Regions from separate parts of the Homo sapiens genome. Here regions 1, 2, 3 and 4 are each linked to region 5. Evidence: chromatin contacts called from ENCODE Hi-C or POLR2A ChIA-PET data. All regions are on one chromosome and are shown on one strand. Each heading gives the region's core, a stretch centred on a gene start or an enhancer-like site at or near the end of the contact. The rest is flanking DNA. Distances are from core to core; before and after follow the strand shown. Region 1 holds the start of MAPK4 (mitogen-activated protein kinase 4). Region 2 overlaps MAPK4 (mitogen-activated protein kinase 4). Region 3 has its middle 330 kb from the start of LINC01630. Region 4 has its middle 28 kb from the start of CXXC1. Region 5 holds the start of MEX3C (mex-3 RNA binding family member C).

Region 1 (4,959 bases), core at 220-2,719, 640 kb after region 5:
TCAGTAAATACATATTACAATAAGGTCATAGCATAGCTATCTTGAACATAGTAGGTACTCAATAAATATCTGTTACATTGAGAACGTCATGACGCTTCACCTTCGCACGGGGTAGGTGCTCAATACATATCCATTCAATTGAAAAGTCTGCAGTATACCTGCTTTTCACATAGTAGGTGCTCAATAAGTATATTTTACATTAAGGTTATTTAAGATAGCTGCCTTGCACACAGTAACCTCCCAGTAAATGGCTACTGAGCAGTTGTGGACACTCCTCAACCCAGGCAGGGGTGACATTAATCAACCCCCAGGCACAGATCCATGAATGGAAATGCACGTCTCGAGGTAGTGCTTTCGAGAGTGCTGGAGAGGCGCGTGACAGTACGCGGCCGCTGCGCTCTGTCGGGACGCTGCTGACCCACTGCTGGCTCCAGGGTATCGATTAGCGATCGGAATCCATTCCCCACCCAGGGGCGGGAAACAGCCGCCGCCTCCAATGGTCATTTCGGGGACGCACCTGGAACTCCCGCCACAGCCCCCTCCCGGGGCATCCGCCCACCCCGGCTTCACCTACGATTCCGTAGAGTAGCTGGCAGAACAAAAGCAAAAGCCGGCCTGACTTCCGATTGCTTTCCTGATAGAGAGCAACCCGGGAGGAGGCTCAGGGAGCCGGCCCGGGACCCAGCTGGGATGTCAAACCCGAGCCGCTGCCCTCTCCGGCAGGCTGGGGCTCTGGGTCGCCCAGCGGCGAAAGCGGCGGGGTCCCCCCACTCCCCCTCTCCCAGGGGCTACCTACCGCCAGTGTAGGCGCCTCTGTCGGGTGGCGAGGGGAGAGGACGCTGTATTAACCCTTCAACGAGAAAGGGAGAGGCTGGAGGGGAGGATAATCGGGACTGCGATCCGAATCTGAACTCGCAGTGTGAACTGCCCCTCGGCGACCCCAAGCGCTCCGGACTGTCCCCGGGGGTGGGGTCCCCTAGCGGCGCCCGGCCCCTGCGTCCTCCTCCCCTAAACACAACGCGAGGAGCCCAGCGGCAACCTCCCATCCCAAACGGGTCCAGGACAGCACCGGCGCGCGGTCTGCAGGCGAGGAGCTCACCCAGGGCAGCCGGGCGGGTCCCGCGGGAGACCCCCGCCGCTCGGAAACTCGCTAGTTTGGCAGTGGCTTGGCCTGGGGGGCTTATTGTTAGGGTAAGGTGGGGAGGCAGTGCGGGCGGGGAAGTCTCATCTCTTCCCCGCTTCTCCGGAGCCCGCCGAACTCCGAGAGGCGCAGGCGGCGGGAGGAGAAAGCCAGCGGAGGGGAGCCACTTACCGAGGCAGAGCCCGAGAGCGTGGCGGCCCGGGCGCGAGCCGCCCTTTGTCTGCGGCCGCGGCGCCGGCGCGCTCGGCCAGGCCGGTCCCAGCCACGGCGCACGGCGAGCTCCCGCGGTCGCCCCGACAGCCCGGCTCGCTGCTCCAGCTCGGGCTCCGGCTCCCGCCCCGGCCCCGGCCCCAGCCTGCGCCGCCGCCGCCTCGGCTCCGCCCAGAGCCGGGCCCCGCCCCCGCCCACTGGGCCCCCACCTGCTGCGGCGGTGGCGCTGGGGAGCCGGGCCCTGGGCGCCCGGGGGCGGCAGTCTCCCGCGCGCCCTGCTCTGCCCTCCCGCAGCCTCCAGGCCGCTCAGCCGCGCGGTCCTGGGGCCTTCCCGGACCCAGTCCCGCGGAGACGAGCTCACCTGGGGAGCCGAGCCCCGTCCCGGGTAGCCTGGCCTTCCCGGGGCACACGCGGTAGAGCTCCAGTCACTCAGAAGCCCTTCCTCACGCCCGCCGTGGGTGGGGGATCCTCGGGCTCCGTCCGGGAGGGAGGGGGCGCCGAGAAGGCGGGAAGCGGGGATCTGCCTGAGCCCGGTCGCCGCCCCGCCAGCCCCGCGCGGCTGCAGCCGCCGGGGGCCCGGTGGGAGGGTGGGTGGGGAGAAGGAGCCGGCGGGGACCGGTGGGCTCTGGAACCGGGGAGACCCGCGCGCGCGGGAAGGGGCACTGGGCCGAGGGTCGAGGGGGCGCGGAGCCCAAGTGCACCGGTCCCCAGCCGGCCTGGGATTCCGAGCGGGCCGCCTGGGCTGTGAATCTGTGCTCATTGGCATGACCGGAATAAAACTAACAAAAGAGAACCAACACTTTGGGATCCAGAGGAAAGGGACAGAAGAAGCCACTGGACCCTAACACTGGTAATAACTGGTGCTTCTGTGGTGCCTTCAGCGAGCCCAGAGCTGTGGGCACCGATGAGGGTCGTCACTGAACGCGGTGCGTCCCGTTGGAATGGTTGAGGCGCTGCTTTTCTAGGCATAGAAAAGTCTGATAACCTAAATATTGCATAATGAGGTCACTGGTGGCTTTAGCTGCCCATGAGCCTTCTCCTCTCCCAACTCCCAAAGCCTTCCGAGTGAGACCTGCGTTTTGGCACTTTCATAGGGTCTGCTGTGTACTGCAGTTATTCCCGCTTCGTCCCCCACCTCTACCCCCAGACCCTAATACAATTCCAGACGCTTAATAATTGTTGCAAGAATTCGCTGTCGAATTTTAGCGTGGGCAAAACATAAAAATGAAGGATTGTGGGATCATATTGGAAAATGCACTAAGGGTTTGCACAGTGATGGTGGTATGAAGGGTAATGAGTGTTGGCTGCCATTAGTACATAGTTGCGCTGCGACTCCTATGTGTGCAGGTAGTAGGTTTAGGATGATATGCTAAGTTAGAGACTGCAGTTATCAGGACCTTCATTAACCTCAGAGAATAGTTAGGGATAAGGAAGGAGTGTGTAACAAGCGAGTGTGTGTATATCTGTGGTAAGACATTCCAATGTGTCTTCCCCAAAGAGAACATTTTAACATTTTGCTTCCTTGATTTTCATTACAAGTAGTATCAATTCAGCAAGTAGGCATAAATATGAAATGTTTTGTGTTGATTTATTCATTTTTATAACATCTCTTCTATGAAGGAAGAATAAGAGGCCCCAAGGCTGCTCATTTAATCCAAAAGAAACAGAAGGGCAAATGTCCCGCCACTTTAAGCCCACTAACTGCAAAGTGAGGATCTGGCGAGTCCGAATGAAGAGACTGACCCCCATCAACACCTGGAAAGCTCAGAGTCCCCCTCCAGCGTGTTTTTGTTTTTTTTTTTTAATCTGTTTATCTTAGGTCTGGAAGCTGCTCTTGAGAGCAATGTGCTTGTCCACGTGAGATAATTTATCTCTTCCATTTGGCAACTGGGAAAATGTAATTTTCTCTGTGTGATGAGCATGAGTGAGTGGTTCATACATAGTGAATGGCCATCCTCCAAATCGCGGGACAAGAGACTGTGAAATATGCATGTTTAATATCAGTGCCCATTACCGTACGATGGCAGGGGAATGAACAGGAAGCGAGTATCTGTCTGGGGCTCTCCACTGTCAGGTAAAGTGGTGTTCTGTTCTCCTTGCTGCTATCAGGAAACAAGTTATTTCTTATTTTTACTCCATAGGGAAGACTTCTAAAGAAACAGCTGGCTGAAGTCGGTGTCAGTCACTAGAAAATAACTGCACAGAATTCTGGAGTTGGGAAGTTCACCAGGTCATTCTGTTTGAAGACTTTTTTTCTGGGAGGAAAAAAAAATGAGCCAGCATTTCCTTACTGCCTGTGACTAGACACCAGAAGCTGTAACTCGGTAGCTAGGCCAGGGGTGCCCACATCTACAGTAGCCCTGGAGGATATGGGGGCAAGGGGTGCTGCACAGAGCAAAAAAGTGCCCTGTCTGCCTTGCTTAGGGTATTTCGGTATACTTTTCAAAAATATTGTGCTGGCTAAATTTGTCTCCCATGGCACCTGTTTTTGACTCAGATCTAGGTAGAGGAGGGAAGCAACTTAGGTGATTAAACAGATTCCTGACCCCACCCTTTCTGTTCCCAGGAGGAGTTGGCATCGGGGCCAATGACTTTGCATGTGGCCTCTCTTCCGGGGGTAAGCACTGGCCATGTTTGAGGAACCCACTATACCATGGCTTCTAGATGAGGGGATACCCTGAGCAGCCAGGTGCCCTTCTTCCTCTTGGGTTGCTTCTTTCTTGGGAGAGGACTGACGTTTTTTCTCCTTGTCTCTATTTATCTACCTCTTTCTCTCTCTTTCTGTTCCTCCCTCCCTCTCCCTCTCCCTCTCCCTTTCCTTTCCTCCCTCTCTTTTCTCATAGGTCCAGCCTGTCCAGCTATGAAGTTGAGACCAGCCTGGGCTGTTCTCATAGAGTGGGATCTAGGGCCTAGGAATTTGAAATCACACTTTCTTCATTCTTTCTTCTGGAAACGGCTTTCCTCATCACAAGAGAGATGAGATCCAAGATGTAGGATCAACTTGATTGAAGGAAGTGATAAGCTGTGTAAGTTGCTTGGTTCTAGCTATAGACGAGTGATTCCACACTTGCACGCTTATGAGAATCACCTAGGAAAGCTATACGTCTGTGGAGAAAAAGAAACAATAGGCGACTACAGTGGCCCACTTACCAGCATCTGTCCCTGTCTCTCATAGTCTGCCTTCCCTCCTTGTCTTAATATGTTTGTGCTGTTATAACAGAATACCTAAGACTGGGTAATTTATAATGAACGGAAATGTATTTCCCTCAGTTCTGGAGGCTGGGAATCCAAGATCAAGGCAATGGCAGGATTGGTCTCTGGTGAGGGTCAGGTATCTGCTTCCAAGATGGCGCTTCATGGCTGCATCCTCTGGAGGGGAGGAATGCTGTGTCCTCATATGGCATAAGGCAGAAGGGCAAGAGGGCTGAATACTGCATGAGGCCTCTTTCTGCCTGGGCCCAGTGGCTCACACCTGTAATCCTAGCACTTTGGGAGGCCGAGGTGGGCAGATTGCCTGAGCTCAGCAGTTCAAGACCAGCCTAGGCGACATGGGCAACATGTCTCTACTAAAATATAAAAAATTAGCCAGGCGTGGTGGCGCACATCTA
Region 2 (4,848 bases), core at 1,934-4,433, 540 kb after region 5:
CGGCCTGTAGCTGACACTGACTGTGGCCACCTACCCAGGAAACGTTCCTGCTTCCTCCTCACGAACAAACCAGGTCTGGTTCGGCCATCAGGCAGCTGAGCCTACCCAGGAATGACTCCCAGTGGGTCTAAACCAGGGTTTCTCAGCCTCAGCACTGTCAACATCTTGAGCCAAGTGATCCTTAGCAGTGGGACTATCCTGTGCACGGCTGAATGTTCAGCAGCATCCCTTGCCTCGGCCTCCTAGATGCCAGTCACACCCCCAAGCTGTGACATCTGAAAGTGTCTCCAAACACTGACAACTGTCACCTGTCGGGGAGGCACAAAATCACCTCTGGTTGAAAATCACTGGTCTCAATCAGCAGTTTTCAACAGGGTTGGTGTTGGCATTTGAGCTGGGTGCCTCGGACTCAAGGTCAAGCTGTTGGCCAGGGCTGCAGTCATCTCAAGGCTCAAATAGGGAGGAAGATCGGCTTCCAAGCTCACTCAGGTGATTACACAATGACTCCGGCCTCAGCTTCTGCAGTTCTCTCTGTTTTATGGGATTGTACCATATACTATTGCTGGAAGTTTAACAACTCTGATCCCAACCCACTAAATGCCAATAGCGCTCCCTGGTCCCTGGGTCAGACTCACATTTCCCGGAGTCCCAGGAGGTGATGTCATCTCCCAAACCCATCCCTGTTGAGGACCATGAATCTAAACCAACTGTGGTAATACAATTCCCTCTTGGCAGTGATTGCTTTAGGGGTGGTCATATGATCCTGTTCTGGTCAACAAGCCTAAGGGAAAGCCTGCTGGGGAGTCCTAAGGGAAAAGGTTTCCTTCCCAAGCAAGAAGAAATCCTACTTCCTGTTTGTGGATGCGGTTGTAGAGGAAGTGGTGTTGGTGCTGCAGCAGCTGTCTTGAGGCCACGTGGGGAGGTGGCAGAGGAGTGTGGGACCTTGCTGGCATCGCTGAGGAGCTGAGCCACGCCTGCAACTACCCACCTCCAGCTTTCTTGCCAAGAGAGACTGTTAAGCCCTACTGCTGTTTAAGACATTTTTGCTTTGGACTTTTACATTTTTTTTTACTTGAGGCTGAGATGATCTGACAGTAACTTGCTCAGCACACGGTTGGTCTAAATGGAAAGTGAGAAGAGGTAGGACACATGGCTTCTGACCTCAAGAAGCTTATATTCATATTGGGGGAGTGGAACTACAACAATAATTATGGAAACAATGCAGGAACATTCAGGGGCCAACTGTGTGATTCCTACTATAAGCGTAGCAGGAAGCAGGGTGAGTCCCATCAGTCAGAGAGGCTCTTGGAGGATGTGGAAGGCAGCTTCCCAGATGCCCCAGTGATCCTGGTTTTCAGGCCTTGTGTCATCCCCTCCCCTTAAGTGGGTGCTGGACTCACTGACTCATTTCTAAAGAATAGAATTTGGCAAAAAGAATGGGATGCCACTTCTGAGATCATGTTATAAAGAGCCTGTAGCTTCCATCTGAGGTAATCACTCTCTCCTGTTCGCTTTTGGGGAAGCTGCTGCTCCTTCTTGAGGCAGCCCTATGGGGGGATCCCTGTGAGTTCTCAGAAATGGACCTGCTGGCCACCGTGTGAGTGAGCTTGGAAGCAACCCTTCCCTGAGTTGAGCCCTGAGTGGACTACAGCCCCGCCAACAGCTTGATGGACATCCCAGGACACCTCGAGTCAGAGGCACCAACTAAACCATGCCCAGATTCTTGACTCTCAGGAGCTGCGTGGTAATAAATGTTGTTTTTAAGCCAATAAATGTTGGGACATTTGTTATACAGCGATAGCTAACTAATGGAGAGGAAGGACTTGGAGATCTGCAGTTCTTGACTTTCTAAAATAGAGAAGAGGCCTTGAAAAGCCCTCCTTGAGTCTGGGGTCCTGGGTCTCACCTGGCATGGATCTCATTAGATTCCAGAGTCAGATAGAATTCTGGGGAGGAGGGGAACCTTACCTGTCTGTTTTCACTGATGTAACCCAGGGTCCAGGGCAGTGTCTGGCATATAGAGAGGGATTCAATAAATAAATATCAGTGGACACAGGAATGGCTCCATGTTTGCAGTAAGATTTTGGTTATGACACAGTACAACCCACATGGAAAGATAAATTTAAAAAGCATCCCTGAGGCCCAGAAAAGAAAGTTTTTTAAATCCCTCCAGAGTGAGTAGGGGCTAAAAGCAGGGGTTCAAGGGAGGAGGCCACACAGGCCCCCAAAAGCATAATGACCAGAGGTGTTTCCTCACCGAGTTAAGAACTGCTGTGTAACTGCTGATCTTTACCATTGAGACTCAGCCGGGTCTCACTCTCAGCGGCGGCAGGGGGACCCCCAGGAATTAGGAGAAACAACTCTCCCTGGCTTTCCGGCTTTTGAAATTAAGCGCTGCTCCCTCCACCCCAGAGGAGTGCAGGCTGCAGTGGTTCGTGTGGAGTGACCTGTGCATGCTCAGGAACTCATTTTCCTTTGCAGAAACCCTGATATATGGGCAGATGGCTGCTCCTAATGGTGCCGCCCATGATGCCAACCTTGGGCTACAGTCCCTATGCCTGTTCCTCTCTCATGCCCAGCACCACTCCCAGCCCAGGACCTGGGATGACCCTTCACAAACACCAGCCAGCAGGACACCAACCGACCCGAGCCAAAAGCCCAGCTTAGTCTAAAATAAATACATCTCAAGCAGAGGAACCACTGACAGGCTCTGCTGCCCATGATGGGCCTCAGGTGAGCCTTCTCCCCCTGGGACGTGTGAGCCTGTGGTGACTGCAAACATCTTAAGGTCCCTGGGAGGCAGTGATGCCACCCACCCTGGGTTGTGTTTCCCTCAATACGGTTTTCTAAAGAACACGCCTGTGGGGACACTGCTGAGAAAGAAACAGGAGGGGACCCTGTTATCTTCACCTCCCTGAGGTGGGGTGGTTAGAGGAAAGAATTGAGGGAGGGAAGAGAAGTTTGCAGAAGGAACATCAGATGCTGGGTGGGGAGTTCCCTCCTCCCCAAAGAGCAAACTCCAGGAGCGTTCAGGCTTTGCTCTGTTTTCCTTTTGAAAATTACGTAACCAGCCAGGGAGAACAAAGCCTTCCCATGCCTCTCAGCGATACTAAAATAGCACGGAGAGAAATTCCGGCTGCCTCGTCGGAACTCCAGCACCACATCAGCAAAGCTGGGGAAGGGGAGCATCTGGGTCCCTGCGTGGGAAGTCTGGGAGCCGGTGGCCACGGGCATAGCACCAGCTGCACAAAGGCCCCTGCCCAGGCTGAAGGCTGAGTCCAGCTTCTGGTCCACAAGTGTGCCAGGGGGCATGTGTAGCAGGTGTGTAAATCCTTCTGATTTTAAACGACTCCTGCAACCTTTGACCCTTGTAGATTCAAGGGGAAACTTCTCTTTTTAAAGGAAGGAGATCTGAGATAGCAGAAGATGGTGGCCTCTTTCAAAATCTAAATCAGTGCAATTATGACTTCAGTGGCTAAATAAGGTGAGGCCCTATTTGGGGCTTGCTTTGTTTGGGCTGTGTTCTGAAGGGAAGTGATCCCAGCCGGATCTGAGCTTCTCAGAGGAGAGGCAGAGCCTGCATCTTTAATTCTCCCACACTGGCTTCAGTACTTATTGAATGGTGCCTGCAGGCCACTGTGCCTTCCCTGAATTGGGAGATAACTCTGTGAGCCCACATTTAATAAGCCATCATGGGAATGCAGAAAGTCCTCTGGCAGCTCAGTGTTCAGACCTGAGTTTTCCTGCCGAATTTTGGGACCCATAAATGGGACCACTTACTTTCTACCTGCAGGGTTAGCCCATGGCAGGGATGCTCAAAGATCCTTGGCTTGTAGCCACAGGAGTCCGTATTATCTTGCTTTCGACCAGCAATGGCAGATGTGTGCCGTATATACTACTTCACTCCATTTTGTGCCTATGGCAGACATTGATAATCAGTCATGACTCTCTCCTGATGAGCCAGGAGAATCAAAGTCCTTCTAAAACAGCACTCCTGAGAGCCTCTGCCAAGCATCTGGAGCTGGCACTCAGTCGGAGCCCATGTGCATCGGTGGCCTTGACTCTGACCTCACGCTCCCATTGCTAACGGGATCTTTCTTTGTCTCTGGCACCAATCCCTGCCTTGTTCCCCAGGCACACAGTCCAACTGCGCTAGCCTTTATTGAGGGCCTCCTAGGTGCTGGGCATAGTCATACACATTCAACAACGTTTAAGTTGAAGTTTCATTAGTTACACTGTGAGGTAGGCGGAACTATTCTCAGTAGATTAATCAACTCAGCACAGTGCGTGGTGCACAGTAGGTGCCCTGCAGGTGCCCATTCTCCTCCGCTTCCTTCCATTTTGCAGAGAGTTGAAATGACTTCCTCAAGATCACACCCTAGAAGGTAGAGCCTGGGTTCTAAACTAGGCGTGGTTCCAACACCAGTGAACTCTGTCATCTCCCATGGGGCTTCCTGTTACAGAGCACTCTTGAGCATCCTTGAGTGCTTGCTTCTGTTTTTCTAATTTTCCCAGTTTCTTGGAGAAGGATTTACCTTGCTTCCTTAACTCATCTTGGGAACTGACATCCTTTCTCACTGTCTCTAGCCTCTGATCTCCAGTCTCGCTGAACTCTACTCACCAGCCATAAAAGGTATCTTTCAGCTTATAGATAATGTCACATTTCCCTTACCTCTGGGCCTTCACACTTGCTGTTCCTTTTGTCAGGAAAACCTGTTCCTTTTGTTAGGGAAACTGCCCACCTTCTCTTCGCCTGGTTCTTTTTTTTTTTTATTTTTTGAGACTAAGGTCTTGCTCTGTCACCCAGGCTGGTGTGCAGTGGCTCGATCATAGCTCAGTGCAGCCTCA
Region 3 (4,672 bases), core at 1,389-3,888, 530 kb before region 5:
GCTTTAGAAAAATATTTATGAGGACCAGACTGAAGACAACAAATCAGAATTTGCTTTCTGTGGCAGAGACAGGCTCCAGGCAGGACACAGAAGGGCAAGCAGGAAGCCAGAGAAAGGCTTCAAAATAAGGTTCCCCTCTTTTGAGTCAGGATGTAAGATGGACTCATCTGGAACACAGGTGTAGGCTGAGGGTTGAACCAAAGCACACTACCAAAAGCAAGGCAGGAAAAGCAAAGAGGAAGTAGGAACTCAGATGGAATAGACTTAGGTGATTAAACCATAAAACCACAAATAGAACACAGGCTAAGATGGCTAGTAAACTCACAGAAGTAGTAGGTAGCAAGCTGCTCTGCTGAGATCAGAGGCAGCATTCAGATGGATCAGTACCCAAAAAAGTAGCTCCCACGGCTCATGTCTCTCTTTAGCAGAGGGCTGTGGGATTCTCTGAGAAACTCAATTCAGTTCTAATGAGAACAGTCATGAGAGGGGGCCTGTTTCCAGTGGGACAGAGGCTTTCCCTTTGGTTCAGGAATTTCATTGAATATAACCAGTCACCTTTGACTGGGTGGACTCTCTGGGTCACTAAAGTCATAGCTGCTGAATTTATTTCCCAACATTGGGCCAGAAGTCCTAGCCCTGGGGTTTTTATTATCAAGACTCTGATGTTAATGAAGGTAATGACACCAGGCAGAGGTTACAGCCCTAGCATATTGCTTGTACATGCAGGAGCTCACTACAGGATTGGTGCCCTGAAAAAAATTAAAGCAAAGGTCTTTCCCAATTTCTTGGGGAGACTAGGATAAATATTATTAATATACTACCCCTAAATCAAATATATCATATTTTAATGATTGAGACGATATAATCAAATTCAACCAATTTCAAGAATTTATCGACTAAATCCAGTCTCTATAGGAACCAGCCATGCAACCCTGACCCCCAAAAAGACACTTCCCCTCCCTGGGTCTCCGGCACAGGTGTTAGTGAAATGAAGAAATAATGTCACAGCATCCCTGAGTGTCCTTCTAGTTTGTTTAAGGAATATACATAAAGCCAGCAGGATTTGAAATGAAAGCAATTATGCTTTGTGCCTTTATTCAACCTTTATTCAACACACATGGTCGTGTGTTGAAAGAGATATTAAATCTCACAGGGGAATTATAGAGATAAGAGCCAGCATTTGTGTGGCAGGGAAAGAATCCTATCTAAAAAGATACCTCCTCCTCCAACATTGGCCCATATGCAGTTCCTTGAAAGATACCTCCCGCAGCACATCTGCTGCCCCAACAGCCAGAATTCTGTGCCAGAGCCCACAGCATGAGCAGTGCAATTTCTCACTTCCCCAGAGTCTTCTCAGAAAAGAAATAGAGAACACAAGGGAAATGACCAAAGCCAAGTGAGTGGTGATTTCTCTGTCTGCCAAGTTGCTAAGACATGTCAGCTCTACTAGCTCTTGATCAGGGTGGGTGCCAACAAGTCTGAAAAAGCCTAGTACTACCAGGCAATCACGCTTCCCACTGAGTCCTGTCCTAGAGGATGAGATTGACCTTAGTGGCCTGTAACGCTGCAGACACAGGGAAAAGTTACTTGGAACAAGAAAGAAAAAAAATGTAACACTCGTACTTTATGTGTTTTCAGTTAACAATATGGCTGTGGAAGAAAAAAATAAATGAGCAAAATTTATAAAAAAAAGTATAAGTACTTTCCAGGAACTATAGAAGTACTTGGTTCTTTCCAAAGTATTGTCCAATACGGTAGCTGCTGGGCCCTTGTAACTATTTACATTTATATTAATTAAAATTAAACACAATTAAATCTTGAGTTTCTCAGTCACATGATCCACATTTCAAGTGCTCAATCGTCACACGTGACCACTGGCTACATATAGACAGCTACAGATACAGAACATCTGCATCATCGCAGAAAATTTTATGGGATAGAGCTGCTCTAAAAAGCTGAGTAGGCTGGGCGTGGTGGCTCATGCCTGTAATCCCAGCACTTTGGGAGGGCGGGGCTGGTGGATCACTTGAGGTCAGGAGTTCGAGACCAGCCTGGTCAATATGGTGAAACCCCGTCTCTACTAAAAATACAAAAATTAGTTGGGCATGGTGGTGGGCGCCTGTTAGTCCCAGCTACTCAGGAGGCCGAGGCAGAAGAATTGCTTGAATCTGGGAGGCAGAGGTTGCGGTGAGACGAGATTACACCACTGCACTTCAGCCTAGGGAGACAGAGCAAGACTCCGTCTCAAAAGATAAAAAATAAAATAAAAAGCTGAGTATATCAAAGAAAGTGGAAAACAAACCAGCATAACATCAATGAGGTTGCCTCCCATATCACTACTTGTTTAGAAGAAAATGTTAATTATTTCTATTTGTTGGCAAATCCTCTACCTGTTTCCTGTAGCTTTGGCACTTTACCTCACAGCTTCCGCTTAGCTGTTAGTCAAAGTCACAGCATTAAAACAAAAGAGTAGCACTTCCTTCAAGTTGGGAAGTGTCTGGACTCCCGCTAGTCTTTCAGAAAATACTACCCAGGCAGCTCCTCAAGCTGGGCCCTCACTTCCATCTCCTTTCTGTGAGCAAATCGAGTCATCTGCCCTCACGGCCTCTACTCCCACTGTGTAATTAACTCCCTTGGGTTTTCACTGAATGAGTGACTCAGCAAAATGACTTTTTAAATGAACGTTCACATTTAGCAATTCTGCCCACATACAAACTGGGACTGGAACTGACTTTTTAAGTAAACATACTGAGACTTTGATAACTAAATTAGTGGGTTTTGTTCCAAATAGTCACCCTAGCAGGTAACATCCTGCTTCCAATCATACAGATGTGTCTCAGATCACTGCTGGAACATTTCTTAGGGAATTGGCTTCAAGGCACATGTAAGTGTAAAGTGACAAAACGTTCTTTAATAAGGGATGTGGATGTCTTCTCGCGCTCTCCTCTTTAGAGTGTCTCTGAAAACTAAGAGGCCACAGAACTTTTGATTTTACAAAGCAGGTCACAAGCCTTCTGACCCTTGGAACTATAAATACATGCCTCCAAAATTAACACGGGAGGCATATAGGGACAATCACAAGGTGCATATTCATTTGTCTGTCAAACAGATGAGACATTTTAATTGTCTTTTTTTCTACTTTACTGTATAAATTTATGTGCGATTCTGTCCAGACTTTATAGTCACTTCCATGCTGCTGGATGTGTGTGTAAATCTGATAATGCTCACCAGGTAATAAATGGTTTCTCCCTCTTCTCTATGTTTCAGAAGGGTCTTGTGTTGGCAGAATTATATTTCCCCAACAACTGAAACACATGCATTTAAATATTTTAAACCTGTATGTTCACAGGCAAATTTGATTCTTGGAACCCCTTTCAAAAGTCACCTGGAATTTGAGTAGTGGTATGAATGATCATTTAAGATTATAGAGTTTGGGATAAAAAATGAAGCAGGTTTTTCTTTTGGTTTTTTAATATGACTCACAGGTTAATTTCCAGGAATACTTCTTTGAAGGGGATGAAAACTTGGGTTCATTTAAAAAAAAAGTCCTATTACTTTATAATTCTACCAAGTATATAATACATATAATATATTCAAAACACCTAAACAGATTTTTATACTCTCAGTAAATGATTTTTTCCCTTATTTTTATACATGTCCTTAAAATAAATGGACTTCATTAAAGATACCAGATATCCCAGCAATAATTTACAGATATTGGATTTAAAGAGCACATAGTAAAATTCAGTTGAGTCAAAAGAGTAGAAAAAGCTAATTTTGTATCATTTTCCCCATATTCTGAGGACCTATCATTGGCTGTATACAGAACGTAAAATCAAATACAATATTTTCCCAATATTCACAATCTATTTGATTAACTCCCCAGATGCAAACATAAAGAGAGGAGAAAGAAGCCTCAGGAAAGAGATTTTGACAAGACTGAACATGGCCAGCACCATCTCTTTCTGGGAACAGGCATGAAGGATTAGTTGGTGCCATCTCTCCAGCCCTCTGAGGTGGATGGCACACTGTTGAGGTGCCGGGTGATCACATGAGCTACCGGTTGGATATTACTGGAAAGGCACGTTCTCTCAGATTAATGTGTTGCTGTTGGTCCTCCTCTGATCTCCACGAAGGCGCCAGGTATATGCATCCATCTTGGCGATCTTCAGGTGGTGTGGCAGAAAAAGCACCCTATACCTTGCCAGGAGTTTGGAAACCCAGGTTCTCAAGACAGTTTCTCGATCAGTGAGTAGGATGACTTTAGCAGGGCCCAGACACTCCCTGTACCCCAGATTATGGATCTGAAAAATGAGGGGAAGTGATGATCTCTAAGATCCTTTTACTAAAGGAGCTAAGACTCAGACTTAGCTCCTTTAGGCCAGTGTCTCTTGAATTTGAAAGACCCTGAGAATCATGTAGGAGCACTGGTTTAGAAAAAGACAGATTGTTGATCTTTATCCCAAAATCTTCAGGGAAAGGGACAGGGAAACTAAATGTTTAAATGAAGACTCAGGTGAGACTGCGATAGAACAATGAAGGGTAAGGAGCCACCCGAAGTCTCCACTGTTCTACCTAGCTTTGATCTCATTTTAGAATGAAAAGTTAAAAACTCTATCTTTATTCCTATTTTTCAACTATACTCAGATATTAGCATTTTAGCAACTAAAGA
Region 4 (4,978 bases), core at 998-3,497, 880 kb after region 5:
GGTGGCGGGTGCCTGTAATCCCAACTACTCGGGAGACTGAGGCAGGAGAATCGCTTGAACCCGAGGGGCAGAGGTTGCAGTGAGCCGAGATCACACCACTGCACTCCAGCCTGGACAACAGAGCGAGACTCTGTCTCAAAAACAACAACAAAAGAACAAAAAACAAACAAACAAAAAAACATATCCAACCGTAATATTCAATTTCTCTTTGCTTTGTTTTTCATTTATTAATTTGAGTTCAATGCTGCTTTCTCAGGTATTACTGCATAAAGTAGTCCATTATACTGAATATTGTTTTGGCTAATATTTCTTTGCCCAGTTTTATTATCTTTTGAATATCAAAATTCTTTTATGTTAAAATGTTAATATCCTCAATATATTTTCTCTGATCTTGATTTATAATTTTCATAATTTTTTCACCTGGCCCTTCTGAGATCTTATGATCTTGATTCTTTTATTTTGTTCAGTTCCACTCTTAGCATGGCAATTTCATTCTGTAATATGTCCTTTTTGTACAATAGATATTTTTCCTTTTCCTTGCCTTCAGAAATCTCAGAATTCTTAACGTTTTAAGTGGATAATTTCTATTTCTTTCTGCTTGCAAAGTGATGGCTGAAAATTTCATTCTGGTAGTTTTAAAAAATGGCCTCAAACTCTTTGAATCCCTTCCCATCAAGAGGTTGGTCTGTTTCTCTTCACCTTGAATGTTCGTGAGTTTCTGACTGCTTTGACCACTGAGTATAGTAGAAGTGATGCTATGTGACTTCCAATGCTAGCTCATAAGAGGCTATACAGCTTTTGACTTGCTCACACATACACACAGTAGCCCTAAGCCGCCATATAAAACTATGACTACTCCAAAGTCACTATGCTGTGATGAAGTCCAATCTACATTGAGAGGCCATATGTAACTCTTGTCATTGACAGCACACACTTTACTGTGTCATTAAAGCACACACTTTACTGGTCATTATAGCACAGGGACCAGACATAAGTGGAGAAGCAACTAGGTGATTCAGGCCTAAGCCATAGGAGTCATGCCCAGCAATTTGTCTTCCCAGATGAAACTTCAGATTTCCAGTGATTTTAGCACTGTTGTCAAAAATCAATTGACCGTAGATGTATGGGTTTATTTCTGGACTCTCAATTTATTCCATTAATCTATATGTCCAGCCTGATGCCATTACCACACTGTTTTGATACATACAGCTTTTTTTTTTTTTTTTTTTTTGAGACAGAGTCTCATTCTGTTGCCCCGGCTGGAGTGGAGTGGTGCGATCTTGGCTCACTACAGTATCCACCTCCCAGGTTCAAGTGATTCTCCTGCCTCAGCCTCCTGAGTAGCTGGGATTACAGGCACCCGCCATCACACTCAGTAGTTTTTTCTATTTTTAGTAGAGATGGGGTTTCACCATGTTGGCCAGGCTGGTCTTGAACTCCTGACCTCAGGTGATCTGCCCACCTCGTCCTCCCAAAGTGCTGGGATTACAGGCATGAGCCACCACACCCGGCCTGCTAGTACTCTTTTTCTGAGTACTCTTTTCCTCTGCCTTCATGAAAATATCTTTCACATCACTAAAAACAAGGCTGTACTCAGGTTTGTATATAAAAGTATTTTCAAATTAATTAATTAATTGAAACATTTATCAAGTGTTGCATCAATTTACTTAATCTTGAGGGTAATTAATTGCTTGAAAGGAATTATGATGTCTAATGTTTGCATAAAGTCTCTCATTATAGGATCTATTCTTGTTATATAATCAGACCCAGCTAAAGAGAAAGAAGGCAATTATCTCAGAAACTCTGCAGGAAACTTATTAAATGGGCTCATACCAATGAGGCAGGGAACTTAACTTCTGTCTTTTGACAATTTCAATGTACCACACAATTTTAATATTGAGACTACAACAGTGAAACGAATAAACTTGTGAAGAAATAAAGCCACCTGTGGGAACAGATATTTCACAAGGTGCAGCAAAAACTGCCTTAAATGAACAAGCAAATGTTGTTGGTACATGTTCTTCTAGAATAATGACATATACCTAAGTGTGAAAAGGCAATGCTGCAGCAAAAATTTGTGTTTCTCTAGTGTTCCTTCCATTCAGGTAATATAGGGGGAGGAGAGAAGGCTTGCTATGATTAGTTGACTCTATTCTTGCCTAACTGCTTAACACAGTATCTCCGTGTGGTGTCCTTGCTTGAGTACACATGTGTGGTTTCCTCCTGCCAATTTCTGAAAGCATTTGTAAGGTTTCAGTAACCTAGCCCTTAATGTACGAAAAATAATGACCAATTACTTACTGAGCTCCACTGAATAAGTCTACTTATTGCAGACTAAGTGTCTACATTCCTTGTCTCTAATTCTGTCATCAATCTTATAAGACAGAGATTCACCCCATATTACAGATGGGGAAACTGAGGTTCAGAAATGTTGCATTATCAGACCAAGGTTCCACATCTGACAAATGGTAAAGTCAGAATTTGAATGGAGGAGTCAGTTTCCCTGGCTCCAGTGCTTGTGTTTCATCTGTGACGTCATGATGCTGCCGCCCAGCTGCACTCCCAGACATCCCCTCGTTTCACAGACTTTTAATGACTCTCAAATAGTCACTCTTAATTTGAATCTTTTCTGTTCATTCTAGATCTTTAATAATTCTGACTTTGAAAAAAGATTAGGTAAATACACAGCTGCACCACACTTGTCCACCATCTGGAAAAAAAATGCCATGCTCTGAGAAATTTTAACGTAAGATTCTTAACACAGAAACACAATTTAATTGACATAATGAACTTCAAGAATAAAAAGATATTTGTGCAAGCTTTAAAGCAAGAAAGAAAAAATATCATGCACAATAGAAAAATCAGGCTAGTCAAAAATTTCTTCACAGCAATATTTCTGCTCAATATTTTACTTGAAAGACTTCAAACTTGCAGAAAAATGGAATACTGCTACTACATAGAACACCAAGATTTACCAACTAATATTTTCCTCATTTGTTTATCTCTATCTATGTATGGATTAATCACTTTTTTATTTTTGTATTCTCATTTTCTTTGAAAATTTTGTTCTCAACCATTTGAAGTTAGGATGCAAATATCACAACACTTCACATTTTTGTTGAAATGTTTCTACTTATGGGAAGATGAAATGTCCAACCCAAACAATGAATGAAAGATATCTTAAATTCTGACTACCTATAATGTGAGCTGGATGCCAGAGAGGCTCAGAGGTAATTGGAAATTAGAGCATTGGCCTCTTATTTAAACAATATAGGTGAATCAATGTAGGAGCTTTATGGTAGGAAATTTCTCCAATATTTAGTAATAAGAGATTTATAAGACTTGAAAGCATGAGTTAATCTATTTGAAGAAAAAGGAGTACATATCTCAGTCAGAATTCCAGCAAAATGTGCAGATAGTATTTAGGGAAAGCAATAAGCAATAGTAGGTTCCCTACAGTTTGCAACACCAGGGAACTATTACTACATCTAGCCTGGAAGGCAATGTTTATGGAAACCTATTGAGAACAGCTGTATGGGAGAGGGCCATCTGAGAGGAGCTGTGAAATTTGCTAGGGTACTTGGTAACCCATAGAGAATCGACAGGGAAAGATCTGGGACAGTAAGCACCCTCCCTCATTCACTTCCCAGGACAGCAACCACCCTCCCTCATTCACCTCCCAGTCTCTAGGTCTCCTGGTGATCCTCCCCAGTGATTAAACCAGCTGTAAGCCAAAAGTCAAAGGCTACTCATGAAACAGTCCACAAAGGTCAGCCCTCTGAGGCAGAGAGTACGGTGGCAAAAGGTAAACAGTGCATTTGTTGGACAAAAATGAAAGACAAAATTGTTAGACAAAATTATCTGCATATACTTTCTACCTACCATTCCCATTTTGGTAGAATAATTTTTACAACACAGACATAGTTACACACACACAAACAATTGTAACTGAGTACTATATATAGGTTACATAATTATATTTATAATATAAAGCTATTGTAATATAAAACAGTTGTAATACAAATCTGATTATAACATAAATAGACTTTGCTATTTTGAATAGTACTGCAATAAACATAGGAGTACAGGTGTCTTTTTGATAGAATGATTTCTTTTCCTTTGAGTAGATGCCCAGTAGTGGGACTGCTGGGTCAAATGGTAGTTCTATTTTTAGTTCTTGGTAAAATGTCCAATGTGTGGTAAGTAAATACACCAAGACACAAAGAATTGCAGCAGAGAAAGAGGTTTAATCACAAGGCAGCCAAACAAGGAGACTGGAGGAAACCTCAAATCCACCTCCTCAAGGAGTTTAGGATCTAGGGATTTTAAGGGGTTTGGATGGTTAGTGGGCCAAGGTATAAGGATCACTGATTGGTTGAAGAATGAAGGGTGACGTCATGGAACTAAAGAAATTGCATTCTTGCATTGAGTCAGTTCTCCTTTTGGTGTCTTCAGACTGGTGGGCATGAGCTGTCCTGCTAGAATTCAGGATCTGGGCCAGGCATGGTGGCTCATGCCACCATGACAGAGATTCATCCCAGCACTTTTGGAGGCCAAGGCAAGAGGATCTCTTGAAGCCAAGAGTTCAAGAGCAGCCTGGGCAACAGAACAAGATTCTGTTCCTACAAAAATAAAATAAAGTTAGTTGGGTGCGGTGGTAAGCACCTATAGTCCCAGCTACTTGGGAGGCTGAGGTGGAAAGATCACTTGAGCCCAGAAGTTTAGAGGCTGCAGTGAACTGTGATCATGCCACTGTACTCCAGCCTGAGTGACAGAGCAACATCTTGTCTCTAAAAATAATAATAATACAATTTTTAAAAAAGAATTCAGAATCTGAAAATCATCTTGAATGGAAAGTTTCAGACTTCTAATGCTAAAGATGCTATCTATAGGAACAATGAGGAAGTTCATGGTCTGTGTTCTGGCCTACGTGACTTTCGGTTAGTTAGCAATTACAGCGAAGTGGGCCAAAGTGTAG
Region 5 (4,975 bases), core at 1,439-3,938:
AGCTATTCATTGATACATTAAAAAAGATTTAGTACCTTTTATCAAAATATCATGAAATGTGTCCTTAAGGCATATCTCGAAAAGGGTGTCAATGTAGTAAATCAGTGAAAATTGTGCGTAATTGGGAAGGTAGGGAAGGAAAAGATCACTTTTCACTATGGGTAAGGGCAAGATTTCTTCTATAAACCCACCTCCTCCAGAGCTTACTGCTACAATTGTGTTGTTAGAGAAGCAAGACACAGGGTTCTAGGAGGGCTGGGGAAATCTAGGAGTAGTAACAGGAAAGGTTTAGTGTTAGCTAAAAGTCTCTAGGTCTTTGATCAGAGGGGTGAGGTAGGACTGTGCAAATGTCCTATGGGCACAAAATAGCAAATGCAAGTCACAGTTTAGCCTTCTCCGTCTTGGTAACAGCCTAGACAATTTAGAAAAGTATATGTTCAATTAAAGTTGACTCTTAAGAAACGAGTTTAAGGCAATTAGGTATAATAAATTAATCCAATATAGAAAGTGTCCCGTTATAATTTTAAAATCAAGAAATTTAGAGTACTTACTGAGTAGTACTTGAAATGCAGTTAGTGTGAAAAGAACTTCTGGAAGTGTAAAACACACCCTGGTTTCAAAGGCTTAATGCAAAAGAACTGTAAACATTATCAGTAATTTTATATGGCTTACATGTTGAAATACTATTTTGGACATATTGAACTAAGTGTATTTATTAAAACTATGTTTCTTCTTGCTTTAAAGGGGTCATTTAGAAATTTTAAAATTACATTGTTACATTGTATCTGTAGGTATAGGACCAAGCTGCTGGCTAAGATTAACCTGGCAGGACTTAGTACTAAAGGGATAGACGGGCTAGTCACAGCCTAAGACAGAGGAAAGTTAAGAAGCATAATTTTTAACAAGCCATTTAAAAATACCCCCTAGAGGCCAGGCGCGGTGGCTCACGCCTGTGATCCCAGCACTTTGAGAGGCCCAGGTGGAAGGATCGCTTGAGCCCAGGAGTTTGAGACCAGCCTGGGCAACAGGGTAAGAACCCAGTCTCTACAAAAGATAAACAAAATTAGCCACGTGTGGTGATGCGCGCCGGGCGTGGTGATGCACTGGGGAGGCTGAGGCGGGATGATCACTTGAGCCTAGGAGGTCAAGGCAGCAGTGAGCTGTGATCATGTCACTGCACTCCAGCCTAGGCGACAGAGTGAGACTCTTGTCTCAACAAAAACAGAAATAATAACCTCTAGAAAAGATAGCCACTGCGTGAGATCACCTGAGCAATACTGTGGGAAGAGTGTCTAGGGAGGAGGAAACGGGGATTCATTTTCTTAAAAAGCACCAAAGAGCTGGGCGAGGTGGCTCACGCCTGTAATGCCAGCACTTTGGGAGGGCGAGGCGGGCGTATCACTTGAGGTCAGGAGTTCGAGACCAGCCTGGCCAACATGGTGAAACCCCGTCTCTACTAAAAATACAAAAGTTAGCTGGGCGTGGTGGCACGTGCCTGTAATCCCAGCTACTCGGGAGGCTGAGACAGGAGAAACTCTTTTTTTTTTTTTTTTTTTTTTGAGACGCAGTTTCGCTCTGTCGCCCAGGCTGGAGTGCAGTGGCATGATCTTGGCTCACTGCAACCTCCACCTCCCGGGTTCAAGCGATTCTCCTGCCTCCGCCTCCCGAGTAGTTGGGATTACAGGCGTGCGCCACCATGCCCGGCTAATTTCTGTATTTTTAGTAGAGACGGGGTTTCACCATGTTGATCAGGCTGGTCTCGAACTCCTGACCTGACCTCGTGATCCGCCCGCCTGAGCCTCTCAAAGTGCTGGCATTACAGGCGTGAGCCACTGCAAGGGGAAGCTCTTGAGCCCGGGAGGCGGAGGTTGCAGTGAGCCAAGATCGCACCACTGCACTCCAGCCTGGGCGACAGAGCTGGACTCCGTTTAAAAAAAAAAAACAAAAAACCCCGAAGAGCTAAACTTCAGCACCTCCAGGCTGCTGATGTAACCATCCTGCCGGCAGAGAAGCCGGGCCAGCGGGGCGTGGGAGGAGCATTCCCGAGTCCGAGAGGGAAGGCCCGGGAGCCACGCGGCTCAGGAAACCGCCCCCGCGAGGGGATAGGAGGATACTGCGTGGCCCCTCCTTCCGTGACTCTTCTTAAGGCCCTTCCTCTGAAGGGGGCGATCTCTTCCTCAACCCAAGGAAACAATGCTCTCGAACCTATGCCTGCAGCTCTGCTCCAGGCCGCTCACACAGTGCCTTCCCTAAAAGAACTCAGCCACATGGGCTACAGGGATGAAGGGTTGGGGGGAAACAAATCCAGGTGTGCGCTTCGACCGCACGCGCCTGCGCCAAAACCCCGCTTGGCCCTTAGTTTCAGCCTCTGCTGCAGCGCCTTCGTCCGCCTCCTTTTTCCCGCCCCCGCCGGGGACGTCACAAAGAGTGACGTGTAAAGTGAACAATCACAGTCCCTCTCCGCGCGTGCCGGGAGGAATGAGAGGGAGGTGGGCGGGGAGAGGACGGAAGGAGTAGGCTTCGGGAACTGGCTGGTCCCGGTCACCCAATCAGAGAGCTCTGGGGAGGGGAGGGGCGGGGCCCGAAGGAGGGTGGGGGGTGGGGCTGGGGAAAGGAGTTGGAAGGCTGCGGGAGGAGAAGGCGGGCTCCCAGAGATTAAAAGCACCCAATCAGAGCGCGCCGGCTTCATTCGGAGAGCGGCGTGGGGCGTAGCCGCCGCCGCCGCGCGCGCCGGGGGCTGGTTAAGGCCATGAAACAAAAGAAACACTGAGAGGGGAGCCGCTGCCACCTCCACCAGCCCGCCCCGCCGCCGTCCCCACCCACCCACCTAGTTACCTACCTCTGCCTCCTTCCCCTGCCCCTCCACCCCGCCCTCTCCGGTCTCCGGGCGGCCCTGGCGCTCCTCGGCCCGGGTCCCCAGCCCCGCCGCCTCCCCAGAGGAAAGGTGTTTGCGAGCTGAGCAGGGCCCTGGCCCTGTCCGCCATGGGGCTCGCCGCCTGCCGCGCCTGACCCGGCCGCCGCCGCCGCCATTGACAGCGCGCCGCCGCGATGCCCAGCGGCAGCTCCGCGGCCCTGGCCCTGGCGGCGGCCCCGGCCCCCCTGCCGCAGCCGCCCCCGCCGCCGCCGCCGCCACCGCCGCCTCTGCCGCCGCCCTCGGGCGGCCCGGAGCTCGAGGGGGACGGGCTCCTGCTGAGGGAGCGCTTGGCCGCGCTAGGCCTCGACGACCCCAGCCCGGCGGAGCCCGGCGCCCCGGCGCTTCGGGCCCCGGCAGCGGCGGCGCAGGGCCAGGCCCGGCGGGCGGCGGAGCTGTCTCCAGAGGAGCGGGCTCCGCCCGGCCGGCCCGGGGCCCCGGAGGCGGCCGAGCTGGAGCTGGAAGAGGACGAGGAGGAGGGGGAGGAAGCGGAGCTGGACGGAGACCTGCTGGAGGAGGAGGAGCTGGAGGAAGCAGAGGAGGAGGACCGGTCGTCGCTGCTGCTGCTGTCGCCGCCCGCGGCCACCGCCTCTCAGACCCAGCAGATCCCGGGCGGGTCCCTGGGGTCTGTGCTGCTGCCAGCCGCCAGGTTCGATGCCCGGGAGGCGGCGGCCGCGGCGGCGGCGGCGGGGGTGCTGTACGGAGGGGACGATGCCCAGGGCATGATGGCGGCGATGCTGTCCCACGCCTACGGCCCCGGCGGTTGTGGGGCGGCGGCGGCCGCCCTGAACGGGGAGCAGGCGGCCCTGCTCCGGAGAAAGAGCGTCAACACCACCGAGTGCGTCCCGGTGCCCAGCTCCGAGCACGTCGCCGAGATCGTCGGCCGCCAGGGTGAGTGCAGGGGTGGGGAGGTCCAGCTGGGCATGGCCCCGGGCGTGGGTGGGGAGACGAGAGAAAGGAGCGTGGGACGGAAAAGGCGAACCCGGCGAGGCCCCCAAGTCCACCGCGAAGGGGTCTGGGAGGAGCCGAGGGTCGACCAGATGTGAAGATGGGTCACCTTGCGAAAACCCACGCTTTTCCGCCCGTCTTGCCTGGTAAAAAGTGTGAAGTTTCTCGGGCGACCCAGTCCGGTGGTGTTCACGTTACTTGGGCTGTATTCGTGGAACACCAGGCTGGCGTGGCACCAGAAACCTCAGTGAGGTGGTAAAAGGTCGGGCTCGAGGAGTTGTGGGTTCGCTGTTGGGTACGGAAAGCTTCGAGATTGCAAGTTTGCGCCGCCGAGTGTCTTCTAAAAGCGTTCAGCCTCCCTTACAAGAACTTGTTCAGATGGAGAAAAGAACAGAAATGGAGGCCTGTAGACAGAGCTCACTGGGGAGGGAAGGGGTGTTCAAATGGTCGGTATCACCGCCATCCCCTGCCCCTCCGCTGTTGAGAAACTTAGCTTTGGAAAAGCAGCCCAACTCACTGCCGCCTATCTTAACTGTATTTCTCTCGGTACGTTTCAACTCTCGGAAAGACACACTGACACACTGGCTGTCTTTTAAAACTGTTCAGTGTGCAGGATGAAGAAAAAATGGACACTAAGGTAATTAAGAAACTTCATCGGTTTATACAGTTTTCAGTTAATTCTCCTCTTCACTTGCCAGCACACCAGTACTGCAGACAGACTCCTCCCACATTGTTCAGACAAAGGACCTGTGTCTCAGATTCCAGGAGTAGATTTGTGAAGGTGGGGGAAGGGGATGCCTGGGGTACCTCTGTATCCGACATTTTTAGGGAAGGTCCTAAGTTCTTTATGGTAGCATTTCCCCTTTATGAAAGGGGCAGATGTTACCTGCTGCCACCGCATGACAATGTGGTTTAGCCTGGTTGTTGCATGCCTCTTTACTGTTAGGTTGAGAGCATTGTTGGGGTCAAATAAAGAGAGATGATGGCGCTGCCGCTTAAATGATCTCATCTTTCCCAGGTGGTCTAAAGTACACATAAATAAGAGCTCTGTCGAAATGGTGGTTTCACATATCAGACTTGGCTTATTTCTTTCCTATCTGTAGGATTTTAATAAAA

Evidence for each region. A loop is a pair of places that touch in the nucleus more often than their neighbours do. ChIA-PET counts read pairs that join two places held with the same protein, here RNA polymerase II (POLR2A). Pooled maps may share reads with other maps.
Region 1: a loop to region 5 is called in a pooled map, with 4 times the contacts of the local background. The contact joins the promoter of MAPK4 here to the promoter of MEX3C in region 5. A Hi-C loop is called at or near these places in 6 of 50 pooled maps. POLR2A ChIA-PET finds 5 or more read pairs at or near these places in 2 of 52 experiments (H1 and WTC11).
Region 2: a loop to region 5 is called in a map of ascending aorta, with 6 times the contacts of the local background. The contact joins the enhancer-like site here to the promoter of MEX3C in region 5. A Hi-C loop is called at or near these places in 1 of 168 maps with a recorded cell type or tissue (ascending aorta) and 6 of 50 pooled maps. POLR2A ChIA-PET finds 5 or more read pairs at or near these places in 1 of 52 experiments (Caco-2).
Region 3: a map of GM12878 shows a loop between it and region 5 (2.5-fold over the local background). The contact joins the enhancer-like site here to the promoter of MEX3C in region 5. A Hi-C loop is called at or near these places in 1 of 168 maps with a recorded cell type or tissue (GM12878), 14 of 37 single-sample maps with no recorded cell type and 5 of 50 pooled maps.
Region 4: a pooled map shows a loop between it and region 5 (9-fold over the local background). The contact joins the enhancer-like site here to the promoter of MEX3C in region 5. A Hi-C loop is called at or near these places in 1 of 168 maps with a recorded cell type or tissue (naive thymus-derived CD4-positive, alpha-beta T cell), 4 of 37 single-sample maps with no recorded cell type and 10 of 50 pooled maps.

The regions. Positions count from the first base shown.
Region 1 is chr18:50,556,597-50,561,555 of GRCh38, reverse strand. MAPK4 (mitogen-activated protein kinase 4) reads right to left here and starts at 1,469. Exons shown (of 6, transcript NM_002747.4): 1 at 1,313-1,469.
Region 2 is chr18:50,653,121-50,657,968 of GRCh38, reverse strand. The region is part of intron 1 of MAPK4 (mitogen-activated protein kinase 4); the gene reads right to left. Among named protein-coding and RNA genes, the nearest start is that of MAPK4, 95 kb to the right of the region's middle. Within about 2 kb of position 3,183, at least 11 of the 41 ENCODE cell types and tissues checked have a DNase peak (open chromatin) inside an H3K27ac peak, as active enhancers do; they include ascending aorta, where a contact is called at or near this core.
Region 3 is chr18:51,723,482-51,728,153 of GRCh38, reverse strand. No RefSeq gene overlaps it. Among named protein-coding and RNA genes, the nearest start is that of LINC01630, 330 kb to the right of the region's middle. Within about 2 kb of position 2,638, at least 2 of the 41 ENCODE cell types and tissues checked have a DNase peak (open chromatin) inside an H3K27ac peak, as active enhancers do; they include GM12878, where a contact is called at or near this core.
Region 4 is chr18:50,312,845-50,317,822 of GRCh38, reverse strand. No RefSeq gene overlaps it. Among named protein-coding and RNA genes, the nearest start is that of CXXC1, 28 kb to the right of the region's middle. Within about 2 kb of position 2,247, at least 3 of the 41 ENCODE cell types and tissues checked have a DNase peak (open chromatin) inside an H3K27ac peak, as active enhancers do.
Region 5 is chr18:51,195,394-51,200,368 of GRCh38, reverse strand. It overlaps MEX3C (mex-3 RNA binding family member C), which reads left to right and starts at 2,688. Exons shown (of 2, transcript NM_016626.5): 1 at 2,688-3,802. The coding sequence starts at 3,049. RefSeq lists enhancers at 2,175-2,264, 4,385-4,434, 4,063-4,684 and silencers at 2,465-2,994, 3,015-3,124, 3,265-3,344, 3,605-3,654, 3,675-3,724.